2 separate regions of the Homo sapiens genome follow, and region 1 is linked to region 2. Evidence: read pairs that join two places in POLR2A ChIA-PET (ENCODE). Cell type or tissue: HepG2. All regions are shown on one strand.

Region 1 (2,500 bases), 220 kb before region 2:
CAAGTGCAGTTTGCAAAAGCTGCCCAGGTGATTCTTATGGTTTCACCACTCTAAGATGCCCTTGATTGCAACTAGCAGCCAAGGTAAGGAGGGAAGCTCAAGCAGGAGTCTCTCTCTTCCAGGTTCAAGGACAGAAAATAAATTTCTCCTTGGAGGAGCCAGGTGTGCCGGTGCATGCCTGTAGTCCCTGCTACTCTGGAGGCTGAGGTGGGGGGATCCCTTGGGCCCAGGAGTTCGAGTCCATTCTGGTTGGGAGATCATGTCTCTTTACTTGGGTATAATAAAATCTTTCTTAACAACATCATGTGAAAAACAGCAAATAGTTTCATGAGGTTTTTTTTTTTTTTTTTTTTTTTTTTTTGAGATGATGTTTCGCTCTTTTTGCCCAGGTTGGAGTGCAATGGCATGATCACGGCTCACTGCAACCTCCACCTCCCAGGTTTAAGTGATTCTCCTGCCTCAGCCTCCCGGGTAGCTGGGATTACAGGAGCCCACCACCATGCCCTGCTAATTTTGTATTTTTAGTGGAGACGGGTTTCCACCATGTTGGCCAGGCTGGTCTCAAATTCCTGACCTAAGGTGATCTGCGTGCCTTGGCCTCACAAAGTGCTGGGATTACAAGCATGAACCACCATGCCCAGCCTTTTTTTTTTTTTAGAGATGGAGACTCACTCTGTCACCCAGGCTGGAGTGCAGTGGCATGGTCATAGCTCACTGCAGCCTCGAGCTCCTGGGCTCAATCGATTCTCCCATGTCAGTCTCCTGAGTAGCTGGGACTCCAGGCATGTGTCACCATGCCTAAGGTTGATTTTTATAGTGCTGCTTAATTTCAGCCTATGACACCATAAACAAACCACAGTCAATAAAATAAGGATATGTGGGTGGTGCCTCTGGGTAAGAAAGGTGATACATACGCAGTTCTCTACTGGTCTGACTAGTGGAGGGGGAAATGATAGGTGAACTAGTATATTAGTTTTCCATTGCTGATGTAACAAATTCCCATATACTCAGTGGATTAAAACAATACCAACTTATTATGTTACAATTTCAAAGATTAGAAGTCTGGCACGGGGCCGGGTGTGGTGGCTCACGTCTGTAATCCATCCCAGCACTTTGGGAGGCTGAGGTGGGCAGATCACTTGAGGTCAGGAGTTCGAGACCAGCCTCGCCAACACAGTGAAACCCCGTCTCTACTAAAATTACAAAACTTAGGCACGTCTCTACTAAAAATACAAAAAATTAGCCGGGCATGGTGGCAGGCGCCTGTAATCTCAGCTACTCGGGAGGCTGAGGCAGGAGAATCGCTTGAACCTGGGAGGCGGAGGTTGCAATGAGCTGAGATCACACCACTGCACTGCAGCTTGGGCGACAGAGTGAGACTCCGTCTCAAAAAAAAAAAAAAAAAAAAAGACCAGGCGCAGTGGCTCATGCCTTGTAATCCCAGCACTTTGGGAGGCTGAGGCGAGAGCATCACTTGAGCTCAGGAGCTTGAGACCAGCCTGGAAAACATAGTGAAAACTTCATCTCTATTCCTAAAAATAAAAATTAAGAAAAGATAACTGGCAGAATAGACGAAAGCTAAACATATGCCTGTATTTTGACCCAACAATCAAGATCCTAGGTATAGACCTAAGAGAAATGAGGGTGCCATAAGGCATATGCAGAGCATGGCACTCATAGAAGGTCTAGATACAAGAGCCAAGATCCAGAACATAAATGTCCGGCCCCAGGAAAATTGATAAATTGTGGCATAGTCATACACTGAAATACTATGCAGCAATAAAAAAGAATGAATTACTGATATCTGCAACAACATGGATGAATCTTACAGATTTTTTTTTCAACAAATATGTGTCATATTGCATGATTCCAATTATATGCAATTTAGGAACAAGCATAACTAATCCCCAGTGGTAGAAGTCAGAATAGTGGCCGGACACGGTGGCTCACACCTGTAATCCCAGCACTTTGGGAGGCTGAGGCAGGCGGATCACTTGAGGTCAGGAGTTCAAGACCAGCCTAGCCAACACAGTGAAACCCTGTCTCTACTAAAACACAAAAATTAGCCGGGTGTGGTGGCACATGCCTGTAATCCCAGCTACTCAGGAAGCTGAAGCAGAAGAATCGCTTGAACCTGGGAAGCGGAGGTTGCAGTGAGCCGAGATAGCACCACTGCACTCCAGCCTGGGTGACAGAGCAAGATTCCATCTCAAAAAAAAAAAAAAAAAAAAAAAGGAATCAGAATAGTGGTTGCTTCTGGTGGAAGTATTATATTATGTGGGAAGGAGCACAGAGAAACTTGCTAGAGTGCAAGAAAGTTCTAGATCTTGATGTAGGTGTGTATATACACAGGAATATACACATGCAGAGTTTCACTGAGCCGTACCCTTAAGATCAGGACTCTCTATGAACTTAGCTAGAGATGCTGAGGTGGGAGGATCTCTTGAGCCCAGGAGTTTTGAGACTAGCTTGGGCAGCATAATGAGACCCCATCTCTAAA
Region 2 (2,500 bases):
TCTTAGCAATCATCTCCCAACTCCTACCTCCTCTTTTCAGGTTCTTCTTGGTGACATCTGTTCACAACTCACCCCTTCTCTCCCTTTCCGATGGTCCTACCTCCATATTCCCCTTGTTACTTATTTCCAACTTCTTCCCCTACTTTCCATCTTGATTCACCCTTCTCTCCTCTGGCCAGCGGATCGCGGGCTCCCAGCTCTCCTCCAGGCTGCAGTATTTTGGGCAGGCACTGAGCGGGGGTCAAGACCTCACCCAGGATGGACTGGTGGACCTGGCTGTGGGGGCCCGGGGCCAGGTGCTCCTGCTCAGGTGAGAGCAGCCTTTCTCAGAGGCTCCCCAGGTGGTCCTAGGTTCAGATGGGGGTGCCCACCCCACGTGGTGCTCCCAGGAGCCGACGGCCTGTCCTCAGCTCGGTGCTCTGCCCGCAGGACCAGACCTGTGCTCTGGGTGGGGGTGAGCATGCAGTTCATACCTGCCGAGATCCCCAGGTCTGCGTTTGAGTGTCGGGAGCAGGTGGTCTCTGAGCAGACCCTGGTACAGTCCAACATCTGCCTTTACATTGACAAACGTTCTAAGAACCTGCTTGGGAGCCGTGAGTCCCCTCCCCTCCAACCCAGGACACCCTGACCTCTGGAGTCCCCCATCCCAGGCCCCTGTCTCCCACCCTGCTCATTGTCCACCCAAGGAGTTCCTGTCTCAACGCCGTCCCTGCGACCGCCTACAGGTGACCTCCAAAGCTCTGTGACCTTGGACCTGGCCCTCGACCCTGGCCGCCTGAGTCCCCGTGCCACCTTCCAGGAAACAAAGAACCGGAGTCTGAGCCGAGTCCGAGTCCTCGGGCTGAAGGCACACTGTGAAAACTTCAACCTGCTGCTCCCGGTGCGTCTGGGCATGAACGTGGGTGGCGGCCGCGCTGGGGCTGGCAGAAGGCAGGGCAGGGAGAGAACAGGCTGTGTTCCGGCCTCCCTGTGGCTCAGCCCAGCACAGGACCAGCCATGCAGGACGTGCTTACTGCACGTTAGCCAGTGAGTGAGTGAGCGAGCAAACAAGTGATGAGATCGGCTGCAATTTCCAGGGGCCACACGATTGGATTTCAGGAAAGAGAATTGGGCAACCTGAGAGAGCTCTGGGGCTTCCGGCTGGGCTTTTTTTCAGGCATTCACTGGACAGGGGTTTATCGAGCTGCTCCTGGGAGACAGGCCTTGCCCTGGGGGCCAGGGGCATAGGTGGCCAAAACAGTCATTGCTGATCGGGAGGTCTGGGGGGGGGGAGGAAAAAAACAAAGACAAACAAGGGGAGAGAACAGAGAGGGTGTCAGGGAGGCCTCCTGAAGGCGGTGACGCTGAGCAGGCTCTGGAGGAAGCTGAAGCCGCGCGGGAGCTGGGCAGAGGCAGGATAAGAACTGCGGATGAGGCCGAGCGCAGCTCTTACCCTCCCCTTACCCTCCGCTCCCCGCGACGCCCGTCCCCCAGAGCTGCGTGGAGGACTCTGTGACCCCCATTACCTTGCGTCTGAACTTCACGCTGGTGGGCAAGCCCCTCCTTGCCTTCAGAAACCTGCGGCCTATGCTGGCCGCCGATGCTCAGAGATACTTCACGGCCTCCGTGAGTCCTGGCACTGGGTCTCCCAGAGAGGGTGCACAGCGTGGGGCCTGGGTCTCGGAGAAAACCCCCCGTTGCCTTCCCACGCAGCTACCCTTTGAGAAGAACTGTGGAGCCGACCATATCTGCCAGGACAATCTCGGCATCTCCTTCAGCTTCCCAGGGTGAGCGCCCCCACCTTAGACCTGCCCTACTGCCCCAGCCTCCTTCCTGGAATCTGGGACTCCTGCCTCTGGCTCTCCCTAACATTGTCTCATCCTATAGTCAAAACCCAGGTGTCTTGGCTGGGCACAGTGGCTCACGCCTGTAATCCCAGCACTTTGGGAGGCCGAGGTGGGAGGATCTTTTGAGGCCAGGAGTTAGGGATCAGCCTGGGCAACAGAGCGAGATCCCATTTCCACAAAAACAAAACAACAACAACAACAACAACAACAACATCACTTGAGTGTGGTAGAGCATGCCTATAGTCCCAGCTACTTGGGAGGCTGAAGCTTAAGGATTGCTTGAGCTCTGGAGTTGGAGGCTGCAGTGAGCCATAATCACACCACTGCACTCCAGCCTGGGTGAAAGAGCAGGACTCTGTCTCTTAAAAAAAAAGAAGAAGAAGAAGAAGAAGAAGAAGAAGAACCCAGGGGTCCGTCCCCTGTCTATCTCCCAAATCCCCACCCACCCCATTTTATCCCAGACCATTTCTAGCCTCAGTCACAGAATCATCTTCTCCTTTCCTTCACCTGATACCCAGCTTGAAGTCCCTGCTGGTGGGGAGTAACCTGGAGCTGAACGCAGAAGTGATGGTGTGGAATGACGGGGAAGACTCCTACGGAACCACCATCACCTTCTCCCACCCCGCAGGACTGTCCTACCGCTACGTGGCAGAGGGCCAGGTGCACCCTCTGGG

Evidence for each region. Peaks named below come from ENCODE experiments on the same cell type or tissue, not always from the same donor. Only the 100,000 strongest peaks of a DNase experiment are listed, where the experiment ranks them.
Region 1: POLR2A ChIA-PET joins it to region 2 with 5 read pairs; 2 of 35 experiments call an interaction of 5 or more read pairs at or near these places.

The regions. Positions count from the first base shown.
Region 1 is chr16:31,153,750-31,156,249 of GRCh38, forward strand. No RefSeq gene overlaps it. Among named protein-coding and RNA genes, the nearest start is that of PRSS36, 4.9 kb to the left of the region's middle. In HepG2, no CTCF peak of the experiment used is centred here; no DNase peak of the experiment used is centred here; H3K27me3 peaks cover 714 bases.
Region 2 is chr16:31,370,905-31,373,404 of GRCh38, forward strand. It overlaps ITGAX (integrin subunit alpha X), which reads left to right. Exons shown (of 30, transcript NM_000887.5): 15 at 180-310; 16 at 430-593; 17 at 726-880; 18 at 1,474-1,605; 19 at 1,693-1,766; 20 at 2,345-2,486. Among named protein-coding and RNA genes, the nearest start is that of ITGAX, 17 kb to the left of the region's middle. In HepG2, no CTCF peak of the experiment used is centred here; a DNase peak (open chromatin) is centred at 1,077; H3K27me3 peaks cover 848 bases.